Regions from separate parts of the Homo sapiens genome. Here regions 1 and 2 are each linked to region 3. Evidence: chromatin loops called from intact Hi-C (ENCODE). Cell type or tissue: PC-3. All regions are shown on one strand. Links, peaks and the distances in the headings refer to the core of each region. The heading gives the core; the rest is flanking DNA.

What was found. Hi-C counts contacts between places; a loop is a spot of excess contacts. Peaks named below come from ENCODE experiments on the same cell type or tissue, not always from the same donor. Only the 100,000 strongest peaks of a DNase experiment are listed, where the experiment ranks them.
Region 1: a loop joins it to region 3, with 2.3 times the contacts of the local background. A loop is called at or near these places in 1 of 110 quality-filtered maps.
Region 2: a loop joins it to region 3, with 5 times the contacts of the local background. A loop is called at or near these places in 1 of 110 quality-filtered maps.

What each region holds. Positions count from the first base shown.
Region 1 is chr10:93,602,831-93,611,843 of GRCh38, reverse strand. No RefSeq gene overlaps it. Among named protein-coding and RNA genes, the nearest start is that of PDE6C, 5.2 kb to the left of the region's middle. In PC-3, for the core only: no CTCF peak of the experiment used is centred there; no DNase peak of the experiment used is centred there.
Region 2 is chr10:93,573,885-93,585,163 of GRCh38, reverse strand. FFAR4 (free fatty acid receptor 4) reads right to left here. Exons shown (of 3, transcript NM_001195755.2): 2 at 8,945-9,073. LOC124902485 (a long non-coding RNA gene) reads left to right here and starts at 4,271. Exons shown (of 3, transcript XR_007062250.1): 1 at 4,271-4,436; 2 at 4,709-4,818; 3 at 5,012-5,087. RefSeq lists a silencer at 3,444-3,649. In PC-3, for the core only: no CTCF peak of the experiment used is centred there; a DNase peak (open chromatin) is centred at 5,953; H3K4me3 peaks cover 270 bases; H3K27ac peaks cover 1,539 bases.
Region 3 is chr10:93,652,007-93,654,506 of GRCh38, reverse strand. The region is part of intron 15 of PDE6C (phosphodiesterase 6C); the gene reads right to left. Among named protein-coding and RNA genes, the nearest start is that of PDE6C, 41 kb to the right of the region's middle. In PC-3, for the core only: no CTCF peak of the experiment used is centred there; a DNase peak (open chromatin) is centred at 1,446; H3K4me3 peaks cover 591 bases; H3K27ac peaks cover 543 bases.

The sequences.
Region 1 (9,013 bases), core at 5,334-7,833, 48 kb after region 3:
TCAATAGTAATAGCCAGAGGTCATGCGATTTTGCTACAACATACAGTCTACTAAATCTACTAGATGATAGATATCTTGTCTGTTGCTAGGATCCTTAACGTCTCAGGGGCTACTGGCATAGAAAGAACACTTACCACTACTTAGTTTTGTTTAATGTTCACTTTACTAAGCTTTTACATCTATTAAACACATTTCCTCAAATATTTAAACACTATTATGCAACTAATAATTCAAACTATTAATTCATGAACCAATTGCCTTCGATACTTAAATGTTGGTTTCAAACTTAGTCAAGGTGTTTTAAACACTTCAATAAAGCTACAAACCTAATATGACAAATTCTCTTAAGTGGAAAACACACACATGTTACAGTGACTCTAAAAATTATTGTTACACCCACATTTAAGTTTGCTTCAAAAATAGAAACCCTATGAGTTTCATTGAGTTCTCTAAGATTTACCTCTCTAGATAGTAATCTTTTTCTTTTTTTTTTTTTTTTTTTTTGAGACTGAGTCTCGCTCTATTGCCAGGCTGGAGTGCAGTGGTGCGATCTCAGCTCACTGCAACCTCCGTCTCCTAGGTTCAAGTGATTCTCCTGCCTCAGCCTCCCGAGTAGCTGGGACTACAGGTGGGTGCCACCACGCCCAGCTAATTTTTGTATTTTTGGTAGAGATGGGGTTTCACCATGTTGGCCAGGCTAGTCTTGAACTCCCAACCTCAGGTGATCCACCTGTGTCAGCCTGAGAGATAGTAATCTTAATAGTCACAAAAGAAAGAGAGATCCGTTGAGGTTGCACATTCCCTGTCATGAATTGAGAGATTCTTGGTGGGAAACATGGTTTTCCCAGGGGTACAGAAAGAGTCATTTGTTGAGTTATGCCACTTCTTGTGATTGAGCTTCACCTGCTACCTCAAAGCACCTTGTCAGGTGCACATATTTTCTTGGACTGTCCTATGTCACACTCAACTCTACTCTCAGGAGGTTCCTCTTTGGGTGACTATTTACTTCATAACACCCTGTTATTATAAATAGGATAATGCAGAAGTGTATTTCCCAGGAGAGAGTTGAGTCAACTGAGTCACCCCTCCTATGGGACCATCTTCCTTATCTAACAATTTTGGACACTCTTTTTTACCTAGTTATTTTGTGTGACTCATGGTACAGTTCCTACTTCTCCTGTAAGTATGTGGTGTGCTCACGATTTCCTGGTTTCATCCTTCCCTCTTGAAACAGAGAGGGAAAAACACATATTTGCATTTCATATACAGACTTATACTTAATAGAAAAAGAAAAAACAAAATGCCCATATATGTTCAACTTTCATAATCTTTTTTTTTTTTTTTTTGAGACAGAGTCTTGCTCTATTGCCCAGGCTAGAGTGCAGTGGTGCGATCTCGGCTCACTGCAACCTCTGCCTCCTGGGTTCATGCCATTCTCCTGCCTCAGCCTCCCGAGTAGCTGGGACTACAGGCTCCTGCCACCATGCCCGGCTAATTTTTTGTATTTTTAGTAGAGACGGGGTTTCACTGTGTTAGCCAGGATGATCTTGATCTCCTGACCTCGTGATCCACCCGCCTCGGCCTCCCAAAGTGCTGGGATTACAGGTATGAGCCACCGTGCCCGGCCCATCTTTCATAATCTTATAAAAGTGAATATTAATTTGAAAAAGAAACATCCTATTATAGTCAGCATTCTTTTGTTTTTATAACTAGTTAGAGATTCATTCATTTGTTCATTCTTTCTTTCTTTTTTGTTTTTTTGAGATGGAGTCTCCCTCTATTGCCCAGGCGCGATCTTGGCTTACTGCAACCTCCGCCTCCCGGGTTCAAGCGAATCTCTTGCCTCAGCCTCCGGAGTAGCTGGGATTACAGGTGCATGCCACCATACCTGGCTAATTTTTTTGTATTTTTAGTAGAGACAAGGTTTCACCATGTTGGCCAGGCTGGTCTCGAACTCTTTAGGTAATCTGCCCTCCTTGGCCTCCCAAAGTGCTGGGATTACAGGTGTGAGCCACTTCACCTGGCCTCATTTGTTCATTCTTTCAACATTTGTCTATTGATTGTCTGTTACAAGCAAGGCACCATTCTAGCTATTGTGATAGAGACTTCAAGTTCCCCTTATATTATATGATTGTTTCCTTCTCCCAGTTACATGGGAAGATTACTCTTCCTCCCTCTGGTACAGCCATGTGACTGATTTTAACAAATGGTTTGTGGGCAGAAATATCACTTTCAGACAGGAACAATTAATTGCCAACGGGAGGCTCTCCAGGTCTCTGTTCCCTCTGCTGCCACATCAGTTTCAGATGAAAGGGCCCCTGAATCCCAGAGTGAGGATGTCATGTAACAGAGGCCCCTGGATGACCCGAGATGGACATGTAGCATGATGAGAAATAAACTTGTCTTGTTTTCAGCCTCGGAGACCTGAGGGTTGTTGTTACTGCAGCATCACCAAGACAATTCTGACAGTTACACTTCTACTGTCGGGGACTCAGGGGGTGGTCCCAGCATTACAAGCACTTGTGGTGTGGGAAGGGAGGTAAGACTAGTGCGTAAAAAGCCCATGAGACATAGAACAGAATACAATTAATGCTGGAAGTGAGGCACATGTACATGGCTATCGGAGTTCACGAAAGGGATCATATCTAGTGTGGCTGAAGACAGGGTAGAAATCAAGAGTGTTCAGAAGCAATAGCATGGGGTGTAGGGTAATACAGGGAGGACAGTGAGAGGTGACCCTGAAAAGGTGGGCCGGGCCCAGATTAGAAGGGCTTCAAAGCCTAGACTGAGGATTTTGAATCCTGGACAATTTTTGAAGTGGGAGGCAACATTATTAGTGTTCTTCTTTACAAACTTAAGGAGGAAGATAAGTTGGAGGAAAACAGAATACTGGACATTGGGATACAGATTAAGATACTTTATTGCATTTGGCTTATTATCAAACAACCTAAAAATGTGTATAGGCTTTGACCCCACAATTCTGCTTTTATGAATTCATCTTAGAGAAATAATTAAGAATGTATGTGATTAATATAGTTGCAAGGGTGCTTACCATGAGTGTGGGTATAAAAGTAAAAGATCAGAAATAGCCTAGACACTTAATAGTAGGAGGTTGAGTAAATAAATGGTATTAGATCTGTAAAATAGAAAGCTACGCAGCTATTAGGTTGGTACAAAAATAATAGCGATTTTCCCCATTACTTTTAGTGGCAAAAACCGCAATTACTTTTGTACCAACCTAATAATATTGTTAAAGTCTATTGACATGAAAAAATATTTATGATATGCAGTTAATTACAAACAGTATTGCAGCATAATTCCATTAATATGCACAGACAGAGGTATATATACCAAAATATTAAGTGAAATTATTTCAAGGCAGGACACAGTGGCTCATGCCTATAATCCCAGCACTTTGGGAGGCCGAGACAGGCAAATTACTTGAACTCAGGAGTCTGACAGCAGCCTAGGCAACATGGTGAAACCCCGCCCTACAAAAAATTACAAAAATTAGCTGGGCTTGGTGGCACATGCCTGTAGTCTCAGCTGAGACTGGGACTGAGATGGGGGGATGGCTTGAGATCAGGAGGTAGAGGCTGCAGGGAGCTGTGATCGCACCACCGCACTCCAACCTGGGCGACTGAACAAGAACCTATCTCAGAAAAAAAAAGTTATTTCAAAGTGGTGGGATTCAAGACATTAATTTTTTTCTTCTTTTTTGCTTACCTGATTTTTGTAAAGCATCTACAATGAACATATATACTTTATGTAATAAAGAAATTAAGTCATTCATAAACAAAGATTTTGAGGTTATCTCTGCAGTCTATGGGTGAAGTTGCTTGGGAATGAAAAAGAAAAGGACAAATGTGAGACACAATCCAGCAAATGTGTCATGACAATTGACAGGACGAGGCAATTGATTAGTTAGAAAAAGCACACAAGAGAAGGGGTCACTGTTAACTACTTTGAGTGTTGAGCGAAGTTATGGACTGAACGTTTGTATTCCCCTAAAACTCATCTGTTGAAATCCTAACCTCTAATGTGATGGTATTAGACGGTATGGCCTTCAGGATGTGACTAGGTCATGAGGATGGAACCCTCACAAGTGGTATTAGTGCCCTTATTAAAGGGCCCCCAGAGAGCTCTCCAGCCCTCTTTCTTCCATGTGAGGATACCAGGAGAAGATGGCTGTCTGTGACCTGGAAGAGGAAGATGGCCATCACTGAACCTGACCATGCTGGCACCCTGACCTCAGACCTCCAGCTTCCAGAACTATGAGCCACTCCTTCTATGACACTTTGTTATAGCCACCTGAACTAAGACAAATGACATTTTATCAAAGATTTTTAAATGGGTAATATTAGAAGCCTCCTTTTAGCACACACACCAATAGCCTTTTCTTTCTTTCTTGTTCTTGATGAAGTCCTGTGATTTCCATAGCTCTTCCTCTTGGGATAGTTCTTTGCAGAGCTTCTTGCCAGTGTTAGCAAGATCTTTGTGTCTCTTATTGGCTGTCTGCTACTAGGCACTGAAAAAAACAAAATCAATTTCAGAAAATAACATATTTTATTTTTTAAAATGTCTGATTCAGGTGGTACACGTGTAGGTTTTTATATGGGTATATTGCATGATGCTGAGGTTTGAGCTTCAGTTGAACCCATCACCCAGATAGGGAGCATAGTACTCAATACGTAGTTTTTCAACCCTTTCCTTTGTCCTTGTGGAGGCCCCAGTGCCTATTGTTCCCATCATTGTGTCCATGTATACTCAATGTTTAGCTCTCACTTATAAGTAAGAACATGTGGTATTTGGTTTTCTGTTCCTGCATTAATTCACTTAGGATAATGGCCTCCAGCTGCATCCATGTTGCTGCATAGGACATGATTTTGTTTTTTGTATGGCTGCATAGTATTCCATTGGTGCATATGTACCACATTTTCTTTACCCAGTTCACCGCTGATGGGCACCTGGGTTGATTCCATGTCTTTGCTATTGTGAATAGTGCTGTGATAAACTTGTGAGTGCAGGTGTCTTTTAGGTAGCATGATCTATTTTCTTTTGGGTTTCTACTGGATAGACACCCAGTAATGGGATTGCTGGGTCAAATGGGAGTTCTATTGTTAGTTCTTTGAGAAATCTCAACACTGTTTTCCGGAGGGACTGAACCAATTTACAATCCCACCAACAGCATATGAGTGTTCCTTTTTCTCCACAACCTTACCAACATCTGCTATTTTTTGACTTTTTAATAACAGCCATACTGTCTGGTGCGAAAGGTTTTGATTTGCATTTCTCTAATGATTAGTGATGTTGAACATTTTTTCATATGTTTGTTGGCTGCTTGTATGTCTTCTTTTGAGAAATACCTGTCCCTGTCCTTTGCCCACTTTTTAATGGGGTAATTTGTTTTCTTCTTGTTGATTTGTTTTTTATAGATTCTAGATATTAGTCCTTTGTCAGATGCATAGTTTGCTAATATTTTCTCCCATTTCGTAGAGTGTCTGTTTACTCTGTTGATAGTGTCTTTTGCTGTGCAGAAGCTCTTTAGTTTAATTAGGTCCCACGTGTCAATTTTTGTTTTTGTCGTGTTTTCTTTTGAGGACTTAGTCATAAATTCTTTGCCTAGGCTGATGTTCAGAAGAGTGTTTCCTAGGTTTTCTTCTAGGATTTTTATAGTTTGAAGTCTTACATTTAAGTCTTTAATCCATCTTGAGTCAGTTTTTGTAGCTGGTGAGAGGTAGGGGTCAAGTTTCATTCTTCTGCATATATTTAGCCAATTTTCCCAGCACCATTTATTAAATAGGATGGAAAATGACATATCTTAAAATTTAAACTTACCAAACAGATCACTTAGAATAAATTTTTAACATGACAAAATGTTGACTTCACTGTTTAATTTTTACCTCAGTGCTTCTGTTTCATTCAAAGCATAGATTTGTTGTTTGTTTTTTTTGGATAGAATATTAACTGATGGAGAAAATGAAGGAAAAAGTCAAAATCTTAGGTGCTAATATTTTTTAATGACAAATTTATTTAGATAAACTCTGAAATGATAACTAAGTCAATGTGAAAACTCCACTGCATTTACATAGAATTTTTTTAAGAAATGTAAACCACCTGGTAATAATAAAAGGATAATAAGAATAGATAACATACAAAATATATACTCTGTGACAGGTACCCTCCTAAGATCCTTACATATATTATCTTATTTAATTTTTGGGGCGTTTTTTTGAGACAAAGTTTCACTCTTGTTGCCCAGGCTGGAGTGCAATGGCATGATCTCCGCTCACCACAACCTCCACCTCCCGGGTTCAAGTGATTCTCCTGCCTCAGCCTCCCAAGTAGCTGGGATTACAGGCATGCGCCACCATGCCCAGCTAATTTTGTATTTTTAGTAGAGACGGGGTTTCTCCATGTTGGTCAGGCTGGTCTTGAACTACCGACCTCAGGTGATCCTCCCACCTCAGCCTCCCAAAGTGCTGGGATTACAGGAGTGAGCCACCGTGACTGGCCTATCTCATTTAATTTTTACAATCTTATAAGGTAGGTACCATTATCATTTTACAGGTGAGAAACTGAGGCACACAGAAATTAAGTTAGCTTGCCCAAGGTCATAGCCAGCAAGTGATAGTAACCTACTCTAAAACTACCAGTTTAAATATGGCTCAATTAAAAAATGTGCACATGAGGTGAACTAGACTTCGTACTTGATGCTAGAGGGAGATATACAAAGACTCTTTCTTTGAAGATTTTGAAATCTAGACAAATATCATAAAATGTTAAATACTAATACAAGAGTGAAATAAAAATTCCAGACAATCTTTTTAAAAATCCACAAAGAATGATTTAACTTCCTTAAACTTTCTGCTTAAACAAGTTTTCAGTAGTACTCTACATAAATGAGCACGCGTAATTTCTAATTCCATCATTGTTAAATTTTTTTGCTGCAGTTAATGACTTCTACAGGAAGTTATGCTTATACAATAGCCAAAACATATGCCTACGAGGTAGAAGCACCAACACAGAAATCAACAATATCCTGGGCTAATTAAGTGTATTTCACATTATTATACTGAACCCACTCTTCAGTTCCACCTTAGCCAGATTATCTGTTCCTATAATTACCCATCATGGAAAGGACCCCCTGTAGGTAGGAATTTCAGGCACATCTGGCAGCCAACTGCACAGGACCCTTCCATCTGCACATTTGCTCTCATGAAAGCCCTGTGCCTGCACTTAATTGGGGGTATAACCAGGTATCTCAGAGACAATTTGGTTGGTGAAAACCATATTATTTTTATCCAAATTGATGTGATGGTCTGATGACTGCAACCACTGAGAACACCGTATTGAAAAAATTAATTTATCTCTTTGTACCTGAAAACATGGACTGACTAACCTTTCCATTTTTCAACCAATTATTTTGACATCTTTTAAATGCAGTCAGAAGATAAATGCTGCTCCACTTCCTTGTTTTTCATTTTTCTTGGCCTCGGTCCAGATGTGGGTATAAATGTTACTTTGTATAAAATGGAGCTGGTTGCTAGTGCTTAATTTTCATGAGGGTAAGGACACAAATGTCTTGCATTAGTTCTGTGAGTTATGGTAAAACCCTTTTCAGTCTTTTTTAGGAGTTAGTGATGTGTTTGATGCTGTGAAGGTTAAGGTAACAGCAACTTCTGTTACAGGTAACCTCTCAAATCTCAGTAGCTTCATCCAGTGGAAGCTCATCTCTCATTCACATAAAGTCAGTCACCAGTGGGGACCCTGGCAGATAAGAGAAGAAAAGAGAGGATGTGAACAATTGAACGGGCAGCTTTTCTGAGCTCTGCCTGGGAGTGACACAGCCCCTTCCGCTGGCCAGAAGGCTCGTGGCCTTACAGAGCTTCGGGAAGTGGGGACGGGGAAGGCAGGGGCTGGCAGACTGGTAGTCCCCAACTTTACAACATGGAAGGGGACTGCAAATTTTCTGGTGAAAGGCCAAGTAGCCACCTGTGCTACAAGTACTAAATCCTGAGGAATTATATATTAGAAAGGGTGAACTCTGAACAGGTCTTTAAAAATAAATGTTTTATGGAGTTTGCATAGAGTGACTAATTTCAGTAAAAGAAATTATATCTATTGATTAAGCACCTACTATGAACAAGTCTCTTGATATACCCAGTGGAAAAGTGGGGAGAATGGGGACAGGTACAAAGATGAATGAAAGAAACATGGTCTGTCTCTCCATGAAGCATGGCAAGGAAATGAATGAAATTTTGTGTACATTATATACGATCTATAAGATGTAATTTAAAACATAATTTTACCTACAGGAAAAGGAGCAAGAAAAATATTTGTAAAGGAAATATTTGCTTTATTTTCTGATTCACGTTTTCATCATAGAAAATTTTAAAAATACAAAAAGGCGCAAAGAAAAAATCTTTCAGCGTCCCTAATCCTATCTCACAGAGATATTCACTATGAACATTTTTCCTTTTGACTTTACATATACACATATTTGAAAAGTTAATGTATGAGGATTTTTTCCAAAGTACTGAAGTTAAGAACATCAGTTGACCTGAATTAACTTATTTGTAATCATGAAGAAATCCTAGAAAGAATGCCAAAGTAAACTGTTTTCCTCTGCTGGTATCTGGAGCACTAAGGTCCATGATTTATCATTAAAAGAGGAGGGGCAGAGGAATGGTTACACCAACTTTCTTTTTTCTTTTTTCACCTCAAATTTTTACTCTGAAACAACCTTTAAACACCCAACAAATAAATGAAAACTTGTTGCTGCATCAAAACCATCATCGAAATGAACTGAAATACCCTTCATTATTCAACCTACAGTGTGTGCAAGGGCCACCAGAATGTGTTCTAGGAGAAATGGCTGCAAGGCCAGGGGGTATTAGGAGAACGTTTCTGGCAGGAATAACTGTCCAAAGGCAACTGGGCTAAGCTAGGAGCTCTCTATCACTAAAGAACCTGGAGCAAAAACTGGAAGACCTCTCCTCTGGAATGCCGA
Region 2 (11,279 bases), core at 4,893-7,392, 74 kb after region 3:
GACTCTTCTTTCAGGAGATCCTACAGGTGTCCCCCAAGACTCCTGAATCTCAAGAGGGGGAGTAATGGAAGGTAATTAACATCATTCACAGTTCAGGTAAATTTAACTGCAAGATCAGAATGGCTGAAAATATTCCCGTTAGAATACTTGTAACTAGGCTGGGCGCAGTGGCTCATGCCTGGAATCTCAGCGCTTTGGGAGGCTGAGGCGGGCAGATCGCCTGAGGTCAGGGGTTCGAGACAACCCTGGCAACATGGTGAAACCCTGTCTCTACTAAAAATACAAAAAAATGAGCAGGGTATGGTGGTGGGCACCTGTAATCCCAACTACTCAGGAGGCTGAGGCATGAGAATCGCTTGATCCCAGGAGGTGGAGGTTGCAATGAGCCGAGATTGCGCCACTGCACTCTAGCCTGGGTGACACAGTGAGGCCCTGTCTCAAAAAAAAAAACAAAAACTTGTAACTAGCTAATTAAAGGATAGTTGTTTGTTTTATGATTCAATGTGGCTGCTTGCTCTGTGCAGGAGTTTAGGTCCACCTGTTGATGGTGGAGACCAGGGCAACAGATGCTGAGTGAACAGCCTCATAGTCATACAGATCTCTAGCTTTACTGAGGGCTTCCGTGTGGCCGGCACTGTGCCGCACATTTACTTCTCAGTCGTCACATTTAATCTTCATACCTACTCTAGATTTGTACTATCATTGTTCCCACTTCCCAGATGAGGAAATTGAATTTCAAGAAATTTAAGAAACTTGTTGAAGGTCACTCCACTGATAATACAGGGTCAGAGCCCCCATCTCTGAAAATCTAGCTCAGTGGGATTAAAGATGAGACAAATTACAAAAGTCTCAAAAGGGATGGCCACACTATTCAGCTCTCCCCTCCCCTCAATGGCTCTGCAGGGTGAAGGTTGCTCAGGATACACAGGGCACCACCTCGGGCTCAAACGCCAGAGGCCATATTGGCACATCCAAGTCTGGAAGTCATTATGTAGAATCAAAACTAGAACTTGTGTTCCGGTGAAACCTGGTTAATCTAAGGAAGCTGCCTTGGCTGTTAGATCTAAGAGAATATCAGTTGGGCAGGGTGTCAGGTGGGTGGGCTGCAGAGGAATTGGTACCGCCTCTGAGTAAGGATATCGCTCTAGGCCTAAGCACAGGCTGGGGGACCCACAAGGGCTGATTCTGACAGCAGCTTCATCCCTCTTGCTGCCCACACCATCCTAAGAAGGGCGACAATGTACCCAGGGTCCCTGGTGTAGTGTCGCAAAAATACTTTTTGATGAGTGATGTTGATGAAGGCTCACATTTATGGAGCACCTACTATGTGCCAGGCCCTTACCTATCACTTAGTTTACCTTTTTAAATTCTCCCAACAATTCTGTGACATATGTACTGTGATGATCCCCATTTTACAGATGAGGAAGCTGAGGCTCAAAGAGCTTACAAAACTTGCCCACCAGTACTCAGCTAAGAAGCTGCCGAGGTGGACTGCCAACTTGGCAGCCTGACGCCAGCCCATTGTCTTTATCATAAACTAGTTCTTTCCCACTCTCTACTATCTCTGCCCATGGGAATCCTTCTGCCCAGGCTTTAACTCCAAACTCTAATGCCAGGAACTCTGAGAAGGATTCCTGGTTCATCTCCCGCTTGGCATCTTGCAGCATTTTGTTTCAGGCACTCATGCGACAGTTGCCACATACACTATGTGGTAGATGTCCAGGCGTCCTACTTTTTTTTTTTTTTTTGAAGCGGAGTCTCGCTCTGTCACCCAGGCTGAAGTGCAGTGGCGCCATCTCGGCTCACTGCAAGCTCCACCTCCTGGGTTCACCCCATTCTCCTGCCTCAGACTCCTGAGTAGCTGGGACTACAGGCGCCCGCCATCACGCCCGGCTAATTTTTTTTTTTTTTTTTTTTGTATTTTTAGTAGAGACGGGGTTTCACCGTGTTAGCCAGGATGGTCTCGAACTCCTGACCTCGTGATCCACCCGCCTTGGCCTCCCAAAGTGCTAGGATTACAGACTTGAGCCACCGCGCCCGGCCCAGGCGTCCCTCTTACCTCTGACCCGGATATGGTTTGGATCTGTATCCCTAACCAAATCTCATCTCGAATTGTAATTCCCGTAATCCCCACGTGTGGAGGGAGGATCCAGGTGGGAGGTGTTTGGATCATGGGGGCAGTTTCCCCCACGCTGTTCTTGTGATAGTGAATGAGTTCTCATGAGATCTGATGGTTTTATAAGACAGTTTTCCCTCCTCCTGCTCACTCTCTTCTCTCTCCTGCCACCATGCAAAGAAGGTCCTTGCTTCTCCTTCTGCCATGATTGCAAGTTTCCTGAGGCCTCCCCAGCCATGTGGAACCGAGTCAACTAAAGCTCTTTTCTGTATAAATTGCCCAGTCTCAGGCAGTTCTTTAAAGCAGTGTGAGAACAGACTAACACAGACCCCCACCAGACTACAGGTTCCTTGGGGGATGGGAGCTGAAGCAAGGCATGCCTGTGTCTTCTGTGACCCAGAGCCCTAGCAGGTACCTGACAATGGCTGCGGGTGACAGACAAAGTGGGCTCACTCATGGACCAAGTGCTTAAGTGGATGGATTTTTTTTTTTTTTTTTTTTTTGAGATGGAGTTTCGCTCTTGTTGCCCAGGCTGGAGTGCAATAGTGTGATCTCGGCTCACCGCAACCTCCACCTCCCAGGTTTAAGCAATTCTCCTGTCTCAGCCTCCTGAGTAGCTGGGATTACAGGCATGCACCACTACACCTGGCTAATTGTGAATTTTTAGTAGAGACGGGGTTTCTCCATGTTGGTCAGGCTGGTCTTGACCTCCCGACCTCAGGTGATCTGCCTGCCTTGGCCTCCCAAAGTACTGGAATTACAGGTGTGAGCCACCGCACCTGGCCTGGATCTTTTTTAGCACTGAGAGATGCTACTATCTCCTTCTCTCCACAGTTCCCACCACTGGTAGGGTGCGAGGAAGAAAAGGGGGCTTTATAATCAAATGTGGCTCCTCTCCTCCTCCTCTCCCCATGCTAGATGTCAAAGATAATTAACATTGATCCAGGATTTCAAATGTCTTCTGCACTGGGCAGAATGCTTGATGTGCTTTTAGATTAAACTAAATGCTCAATTAACTTTTGAGGATTAATCCTAATCCACAGAACAAGCCTCTGGGATAGGTTCTGTGGTTGCCGCAGTTTTGGAACTAAGAGGCCCTGAGAAGAGAAGTGATTTGCTTGAGCCTCACAGTCAAGTAGGGGAGTGTACCCCATGCCAGGTGCCAGTGTCTTCTCCGGTGAGGCACAGCACCTCAGCAGAGGTGGACAGCATCTGGGGAATGTGGTCCACGGCCACCGAGTACATGATGACATGCAAATGCTGGGGGGCCCCTTCAGACATTCGGATTGTGTGGGGCTGGGTGAGGCCCAGAAATCTGCAAGTTTCCTAAACTCCCCGGGTGATTCTTGCCCACTGAAGTGTCGCAGCTGCTCATCTAGGACAACAGACTCAGTCTGGAGTTCCCCTCAGTCCTTTGAGGACAGACCTTTTTGAGACTCACTGCCTCCACACCCACATGAGCTTCTGAAGACCGTGGGGTAGTCTCCACCCTACCTCACACCCTTCTGCCACCCCATGCCAGCAGACCGCTGCTGCCAACATGTGGGGATGGGTAGAGGATGTTCCCACTGACAAAGTTGGGACTCAACCCTGAAGGTTGAGTCTCCTCTGGGAGCTGCTTGGTCAATCAACAGCCTCCCTTCTAGAATCACTGGACAGAAAATTCCATCTTTCCAGAGATTCCACCTACCCTTCCACGACCAGCATGCAGGCCCCCAAAGCTGGGGAATGCAGGTCAGGCGTGGAGAAAGGGCTTTGTGTTCACTGTCTAACACCCTCATGTTCAGCGGAAACAGATTTTGTTTCTCAGTTTAGCCCTGAGGCAGGCTGAGGGTTTTCCATCTGCAAGCCATAGACTCACTTATTCGACAAATATTTATATGCCCCTGCTATGTGCTAAGCACTCATAGGTGCTGGACACACAGCAATAAGCAAGGCAGCTCCACCCACGCTGCTCTTCCATTCTGGTGCATATGTGGGCAATGAGAGGGGGATCAATAAACATCCACTGTTACAAAAGGGTAGAGGCATCTCAGTTGTCATGGCAACAGTTGCTGGGCGATGACGTCAAGCAAGCCCCAAACAGTGGTGACAGCCTGATCCGAAGGCACTTAGAAGTCGCTGGGAGGTTATTCCCTTGGGAAAACTGTTGATTGGAAAAAATATTGAAGATGTATGGCATGTTTGAGTCACAAGGAAAGAGGAAGCAGGGAGGGCAGAAGGATGAATAAGGCCACTGCTCCAAGCACATGAAGCAGCCCCTGAAGGGTGGGCAGTAGGGAAAGAGCCAGGGCGAAGCCTGCTCTGAATTCTTGCCCAGGTCAGAACCAGGAAGGAGGGTGGAGACTTTAGAGCAGGGTTTCCAAAAAGGCATTTCTTGGAGCACCAGTGCAGAGAGATGCTCTGTGGAGAAAAGGGGGTTCTGTAGTCACGTTTAGCAATGATACCTATTCTATTACTGTGTGGGAGATCCTCAAAGTATATTGGCATAATAAAGGTCCTGAGAAGTCCTGCAGCAAAGAATCCAATCTAGCCTATCCCAGCATTTCCCAAACCCTTTCTAACACCTAACATTGCCATGGCACTCTACAGAGCATTCTAGGAGACACACTGCTTTAGAGCAATAGAAGACCAGGGTGATGTGAAAAAGAGACACTTCTCAAGCCTGGAGATGAGACCTGGGTTACAGGAACTAGTGACAGGTGAGAAGTGGGACTGGTGGTGCTGTAGTGTTTGTATCCCATGGTGTCAAACAATTTGTGAATTGTCTGTTATTATGCCTAATTAACATTGATGTTCAATTGATTTTACAGAGTTATGTAAAACCAAGCTTCACAGAAAAAGCTTGGACAGAAAAGCTGACTCAGTATCTCTGAGTTACGTATATCTTCACAGGGGAGGAGATGCAAACTGAGGCCCTGCTTGCACACTCCATCCACCTGGTATAGCTTGTCTGCTTCCAAATTATCAGCCTGGCAAACTCATGGTACCAAGTGAGGACAAATGTCATAGTCCTCCTGGGAAATGGGCAACAGTGGATTTTGCTAATAACGTGGAAAGTAATTTTTAAGTGATATTTGGATTAAAATTGTGATTTTTAAAACATTATCATATCTGCTCTTTCATTTTATTGTGTTAATCCACTGAGGCATATTTGGCTCCTGCGAAACTGAGGTTCACATTACTTAAGTGACTTGCCCAAGGTCACACAGTGATAAAGCCTGGATTAGAACTTCTGTCTTAGGACTCTTTGTCCAGTGATTTTCCCACTGTCCAAGAAGAGACGACCCTGTAGACCCCTTTCAATGTGATCCAAGGCTCATGCCTCATTCATTCAACAAATATTTATTGAGCACCTACAATGAATGAGCCAGGCTCTGATCTAGGCATAGGAATATAGCAGTGAACAAACCAAAACCTCTGCTCTCATGGAGCTTGCATTGTAGTGGGCAAGACAGATGACTGTCATAAATTGAATATGACAGGTGTAGTAAGTGTTTGAAGAGAAATAAATCAGGATAAGGAATTGGAGATTGATGGGAAGACTTTTTGGTGAAGAGCTTTTTGAGTAAAAACTAAATGAAGTGGGGAAGTGACCCATGCAGAAATCTGGAGAAGAGAGATCAAGGAGAACAAGTGGCAGGTGCAAAGGCCCTGGGGCAGCAGTATGGTGGCCAGTGCGCAGTACAGCCTCAAGGCCAATGTGGACACAAGGGAGGGTGAAATATGAAGGTGAGAACGGCAGCGGGGCCAGACCACACAGGGCCTTAAGGTGAGGGTGGTGATGGAATGTAAATTACATATTTGCTCTGTTACTCTGTTACTCAGAGTGCCCTTTTACCTCACTGTGAGTCACGACAGCTCTTGCATCCAGGAGGTGTTCCGAGGTCTGTAATGGGGAGAAGTGAAGGCCGGCTGTGGGTTTAGACACAAGGTGCTTCGAGAGTAAACTGCTGTTTAGAGGTGGGTGGCTAAAAGGACAGCTGCCCCAACTCCTCAGGTCTCAGAATTTTTCCAGGTGGACCCTGGCCTTGAGAAAAAGATGGGGGTGGGTGGAAAATCATTCCTTCCTCAGCAGGCAGCTGAGAAGCGTGAGGTACGAGTGAAAAGGGGCAGACCAGAGCCCTCTTGGCGCCTAAGGAACTCAGGAGTGAGACCTCCAGGAAGGAGGTCAAATGCTGCCGCCCCTTCCAGCCAGCCCTGCTCTAGCATCAATTCCTTGTTCTTGATGTGCTCCAAATCTGGGCTGTTGTTTATCCTCTTGCAAATCTTAGCAGCACCTTTTCCCAGCATGCTCTGAGACAGGGGTCGGAAGAGCAGCCTTGCCTAACAAATCACGACCGTCATAATTTATTCATCACCTGCTACAGGCAGGCATGGCTCTCTCTGTCCCATCAGTAGCATCTCCTACATGCCTCACAACAACTCTGTACTGCTGGCATTATGTTTGCTATTTTGCAGATGAGGAAACTGAGGCCCAGAGATGGTAACTAAGCTGGCCAAGGCCACACAGCAAGTAAGTGGCAGATTCAAGACTCAAACCCAGATTATTAAAATAACACTGTCAAGTCTCTGTGTCTGTCTTCATGGCCTTTTGTTTTTCTCGTTTTTTTTTTTTTTTTTTTTTTTTTGAGAGGGAATCTCACTTTGTTGCCCAGGCTGGAGTGCAGTGGCACGATCTCGGCTTACTGCAACCTCCTCTTCCTGGGTTCAAGTGATTCTCCTGCCTCAGCCTCCACAGTAGCTGGGATTACAGACGCCCACCACTACGCCCGGCTGATTTTTGTATTATTAGTAGAGACGGGCTTTCACCATGTTGGCGAGGCTGGCCTTGAATTCCTGACCTCAGGTGATCCACTGGTCTCACCCTCCCAAAGTGCTAGGATTACAGGCGTGAGCTACCACACCTGGCCTGCTCTTCTTTCTTATACCCCTTATTCGTCCCTTACGTTTGTGTAGCATTTAACAGTTTGCAAAGTGTTTGCAAAGTCTCAGTATCATTCCACCTTGTGTTCAGTTTCTCTCCTTTCGATATCAGCACCCTTGTCTGTCTCCTCCCTCTTCCCCTTTTATGTCAAAGCTTCTTCTGGATAGAGAATGTGTCTTGCTCGGTTTTTAGCCCACCTCCCTTCCCCCAAGCACTTCGCACAGAGCAGGCCCTTAACACATGTCTGAGGAATTAATGCATTGGGACTCTAGGGTCAGACTGCCTGAATTTAAATCCTGATTGCCACTTACAAGCTGTGTTACCTTGGGTAAGTTACTTAACCTCCCTGTGCCTGGGTTTCTTCATCTGTAATTCTTATCAGAATTAAAGAGTCAGTTCCTGGCATATGGTCAACACTATGTAAATATTTGTTAAATAAGTTCTACATTTATCTTCCTTTTTCTCTCACCTCTTTCCTTTTAACTTAATGATAATAGCTAACACTTACATAGCACTATCATATGCCTGGTCCCATCGCAAGCACTGTCCAGACCTTAACTCCAGGCCTGAATCTGCCTCCTGCACTTGAACAAGCCTCAGGCTGGGTGTCACTTTAGTGGTCATTGGGTGGGCAAGAGTCTAATGAGTGACATGGAGGGGCCATCTCCCACAGGACCCAGGGATTAGCAGACCTGGATGGAGGTTGGCCTGGCTATGGGTTCTGAGCGTCTAAGAAGGTTACAGACCCTTAGCTGCAAAGAAAGGGCCATAAAAGTGACCAGAGAGTGAGCAGGCCCTACAGGGCACCACTTCAAGTGCCTACTTGCCAGATGACCCACACATGAGATGCTATAAAACCAAGATTCAACAACTATAAACCTCCACGAGGATTCAAGGGCTTTGCATTAAACCTTCTAAAATGGGCATAAACATGGATGCACCCATGCTGTTTGCCTGGGCAGGCAACTTACTCACAAATGGGCTACCTTACGAGATATAAAACAGGCTGACTCGTCCTTTTTATGTCCCTGTACATATTTGTTTTAAAGGTAGAGATCATTTCCTGTTTCAGTGCACATTTGAAATGGGCATTCCCTGGGGGTGGGTGGAGTAGCAACTGGAAGATAATAGGAGGGACTTCTGGTAATATTCCATTTCTTGACCTGGGAGCTGCTTTCATGAATGCACTCAGTTTGAGCCTACACCTATGCTCAGTGTGCTTTTTATATATGTATATAATACTTCAATAAAATGTTTTAAAAAGTATACATTCTCCAGTACTGCAGTGTTTGCGATGGGGAAACAATGGACACAGCCTAAAAGACCATAAAATAAATGAAGTCATATCTGTAGCCACTAAAAATAATGAGTTAGAGATATAGGAATGATGTGGAAAGATGTTAAGATATAATGTTAAGTGAAAAAAGGAGTTACAGAGCAGAGAGTATTATCTCATATCTGAAAAGAACATTGAACAGTGTCAGATAACCATTTGACCATTTTAACCTGCAATTTCATATGGTTCATCAAATACACACACAGTATACATGACATATACATAAGCTTATAAGAAAAATAACCTGAAAAAATACATCTTGAATTGTTAAGAAGGTAGAGTAAGTTTTCAGTTTCTGTGTTATTTACATTTATGTGTCTGCTTTCATTTTAATTTAATTTTTTGTAATGACCTAGTATTACTTTAGTGATGAGCAAAAACATAATCACAAAGATATAACTTCTAAAAAAATCCTCTCCTTCCTCAGTGTTGTAGACCTGGGCAGTGAATCAAGATTGAGCTGGCGTGAACTCTTAGGTGTTCTCCGACCCCAAATTCTAAGATTCTAGCAGAAATAACCCCAAGCCTGGGTGAAGTTCAGTGGCAGCACTTGCAGAAAACATACCTGTAAAATTTTGGAGTAACTGATCACAATGACCAGTCCTGGCACCAAGAAGTTCAAAGTAACAAAAGAGACATCCCACGAGATCTCTCCAGGAATGGTGGGCCAAATCAGTGTGCAAATCGAAATTTCCTAGTTACAAAAAGGAAAAGAACATCATGTAAATGCTGGCTTCTTATTGGCCTCTGGCTCAGTCTTATTGAGGGTTTCCTGACACTTACACGGTTGCATTGCCCAGTTACACAACTAGCATGACAGTGAACCCCAGAATCCCTCCCACTGCCCACCACAATCCCACTTGCAAAGCACTTGCCCCTGACCCTCAGAATAGCCATGATTATGTTTTCTGTTCTCCAGGGACAGCAACTGAGCCTCAGGCTTACAGGGTGGTAAGAGCTAGAGTCGGTTCCTAGGTGTGGTCTTTCCACTTCCCTGGGCTGACATGCAAAGGGCTTTCGAGCCTTCTCTTCCAAGCCTGCCATTTTACAAAGGAGAAAACTGACCCCTGAAAGGTTACAGAGATCGGAAAGGACATGCTACATAACAAACATATCAAAACAGGAACGAGGTTTCCCTGTAGTCACAACTGTGTAAGCTGAAGGACACAGGGTCTTTGCTAAAGCATTAAGTATTCATGCTGGGGGTGCTCAGGTGTCTAAAGTGTGTCGAGCTGCATCAACCTGGCCATCTAGAGCCCCAAGGCAAAGATCAGCCTCCACTCACAGACAGTTCAAGATGTAAAACCAATGGAATATGGCAGAAGAATGTGAAGGTTTGTGATCTTGCTGCTATCACTATGTTGTATTGATCCAAATGTTTAACACTAACTGCAAGAACTGCAACATATGGAGACCTTACTGAATAGTTACAAATAGCTTCTGCAACAATTTCATCCAATGAATAAATAGGCCAATGAAAACAGACATATATCTGTGTGTCTGTATATACTAACTTCCCACATATAAACTTCCTATGCCCACTTGACTACAGAAACAAAACTGTCTAGAAAACAAGTGGCCCTAACACACACATATAGAATAGATTATTTTTAAGAGCACGTGCTGTGTAAAAAGACCACGTTATTGATTTTGAAGGGCCAAGGCATCTTAACCAATGTCTAGGAGTAGCATGATCATCTGAAGTACCATTCATTCATTCATTCACTTGACCAATATTCATTGAACGCTCTACTAGGCAAAAGCAGAGAATTTTTAGCAGTGAATCAAGACTGGGCTGGTGTGAACACATGGTAGGGGGAAGTTCATTAAATCCTTCCACATTTTGGTGACTGGAAAGAAACCTGTTTTGTTTTGTTTTTTTTCTTTGAGACAGAGTCTCACTTTGTTGCCAGTCTGGAGTGCGGTGGCGCGATCTCGGCTCACTGCAACCTCCGCCTCCCAGGTTCAAGCGATTCTCCTGCCTCGCCTCAGCCTCCCGAGTAGCTGGGACCACAGGAGCACGCCACCATGACCAGCTAATTTTTTTTTTTTGTATTTTTAGTAGAGACGGGGTTTCACCATGTTAGCCAGAATGGTCTCGATCTCCTGACCTTGTGATCCGCCCGCCTTGGCCTCACAAAGTGATGGGATTACAGGCGTGAGCCACCATGCCCGGCCAGAAACCTGTTTCTTTCAAGGATCTTCTGATTACTGGCAGTGAGGCTACTACTGCTCTCCAGAAAACCCGCACCACCTCCTTTTGTACTCAGGCCTCTGCCCACTATGGACCCCTCATTCCAAGACAGCAGTAGCAATACATATGAGCAGGTATGCTGAAGCATCAATCGGAAGAAATGGATTCCAGCCCTGAATGTGACTTGGTCTCTCATTCCTATTCTTGTGATGGAAAAATTTTAAGGGAGAGTAGAAAAACAGAGGACACACAGAAGCTTTTCTTAAGACCCCCAACTCTTTCCAAAAGCCTTTTCCAGAATGTCTGCCAAAATCTCTCCAGGGTTAGCAAGACTTTTGTGGAGGGTATAATGATAGAGCAAGGTGTTCTCTCTACAGTAGGAGTGAAAGAAAAAAGCAGGTCCCTAAACCATGTGCTTCTATGATCCCAGTGTGTTGAAGAGAATGTATATGTGTGAATGAGTATATGGCCATCCAACACACACACGCACACACACACTTTCTCTCTCACATACACTCACGTGCTCGCATGCACAGAAAAAAACATGGAAGGATACAATCCAGAAAGTGAAGTGTCTATTTCTAGGCAGGACTCTCAAATTGTTTTTATTCTTGTGGCTTATCTGAATTTCCTAATTTTCCATGATGTGCCTATATTACTTTTATAAAAGAAAAAAGTTCATTTATAAGTGAAATGATGATCAAAC
Region 3 (2,500 bases), core at 1-2,500:
TAGTTCTTACTACCTACCAGGCTCTAAGTGCTTTGTGAATATTCTTAATCTCTTCACAACAGACCCCAGCACAGAGAGGTGAAGTAACTTGCCCGAGGTTAAACAGCTAGAATGTGGCAGAACTGGTGTCTAAGCCAGTGCAGCATGGTTCCAGAGTCTGTGCTCCTAATCTCTGCACCACACTACATTACCTCTCAAGAGGGAACCCAGGTTCATTTCCTGGCTTCCCCACTTTGGCAGTGGTATAATCCTAGAGACTTCACTTAACATCTGTATTTGTTTTCTCATATGGGCATAATAACAGCTGCCCTGCCTAACTGCCTAGCACTTAGTCTATGCTCAATTAATATCTGTGGAATGCTGAATCAAATGAAATGACAACTGTGAATGCATTTTAAAACTGTAAATCGCTGTTAAAATTTATTGTTGTATCATTATTATTATTACGTAAAGTTATGAGGCTAGCTCCTGGTAGAAATAGAATTGCAAACCTAAGACCAAATATGGCTCAGTCATTTCAGAAGATTGAAATATTAGAAAGCAATAATTGGACAAGAACTCAAGTTTTAGACACTACACTATGCCTTATATAAATCTTCCCTTAAGTCATCTTTTTATAACATTTTCTAGGACAAGAAAAGTGGTGTTTTACAAAGCATATATAAGTAATAGAAGGGAAAATTGTGATTTGTTTTGTCAACATAATGAGTTCATCATAGCAACTATAGTTAAACTTTTAAAATAGCTAGAATGAAGCAATGGGTGTTGACCAGTCTAAATTACAAAAACAAAAGAGAGATTATCTGGATCAAAATCAATGTTTTTTTTTGTTTTTGTTTTTGTTTTTGTTTTTGTTTTTTTTTGAGATGGAGTCTCACTCTGTTGCCCAGGCTGGAGTGCAGTGGCACAATCTCAGCTCACTTCAGCCTCTGCCTCCTGGGTTCAAGCGATTCTCCTGCCTCAGCCTCCCAAATAGCTGGGATTACAGGCACCCACCACCATGCCCAGCTAATTTTTGTATTTTTTAGTAGAGATGGGTTTTCACCATGTTAGCCAGGCTAGTCTCAAACTCCTGACCTCAAGGGATCCGCCCATCTCGGCCTCCCAAAGTGCTGGGATTACAGGCATGAGCCACCGTGCCTGGACCCCGAATCAATTTCTTACTTGGGACATTTCACAGAAGTCTATTGTACATATCAGTCCAGAATCTCTGAATCAAATCTGGATACAGGTTATTTTCAACCTGGTCTGGATTACCAGGGAGGGGAAAAGTAAGTGGAGTCATTTTGATCCCACTTAACCTGCCCCTGATTTTGGAACAATGGTGGCCTTCCTTTTGGACTTGGGGTGATCCAGTGGCATACTGACATCAGGGAATCACTGCCTTTATTTGTTCACTGATGAACATTGCTATGTTCCCAAAGTGATGTTTATTATGTGACTCAGATACATACTTGGCAAATTAATAATATTTGAAGCCAACCTTGATTGCTATACTAGGAAAAAAAGCAGGGGGAGGGGAGGAATGTGTGAAAATGCCTTAAACTTTTAGACAAGTTAATATTTATAGCACATTAAGTCATTTAAAGAAGCAAATCAGACTGCTGAATTCAGAGAAATAATTCCTTGGGACAGAGACTTCCTCGTCTCTACCAAGTGTCAGATTGTGCAGAGTATATAATCTACAACAAATCAAATACATCAAATTTATTATGCACCAATTGTTTTAGTGCATATTGCTTAATGTAAACCTGGACACTTGTTGCTATTTAATAGACGTGAAAGAAAACGCTATATATAAAGAAATATATAGAAACATATGTGACAAATACTGTTTACTCTTATACCTTTTTCCAATCCAAAATAATAAAACAACTGTATTAAAGTTGATAGATTATCAAAAACTATCTTACTTTTCAAAATGAGTCAATACTGGATTTTTAAAAATTGATATAATGAAGAAAAAGGGTTTATAGTCACCATTTCAGTACTGCTTCTTTTGCATATAGCACTACATATCTGCATTTCATTCATACCTTTTTCTTCTCACTCATTTTCATTTTTATCTAAAAACATGTACAAGCCTCCTAATTGAAAAACTCTTTCTTAATTCTACATTCTTTTAGATTTTCTCTGTTCTCCCTTTCACACCTGAGGTTCTTGAAAGAAGAGCTTCTAATTGACTTATTAAGTTGTGGATATAGATTCATATAAAAGATCCCATTCCAGTTTTTGTATTAGTTGCTAGAAAGCACTTGGCCAAATTTGTGGCCTGTGTCTGATAAACGTTTTGGCCAAATTTGTGGCCCATCTCTGATATACATTTTGGGTATGTATGGCCTTTACTATGCTCACCTCGTTTTTCTTATTTTTCCATTAGTCCTCATTTTCTTTTTCTTTAGTGTTGTATGTATTCTTCGAAGCTCCATCAAATCCTCTTTGGAACAAAGTGGGACATACACACACACAGGCACACACACACACACATGCACACACACAC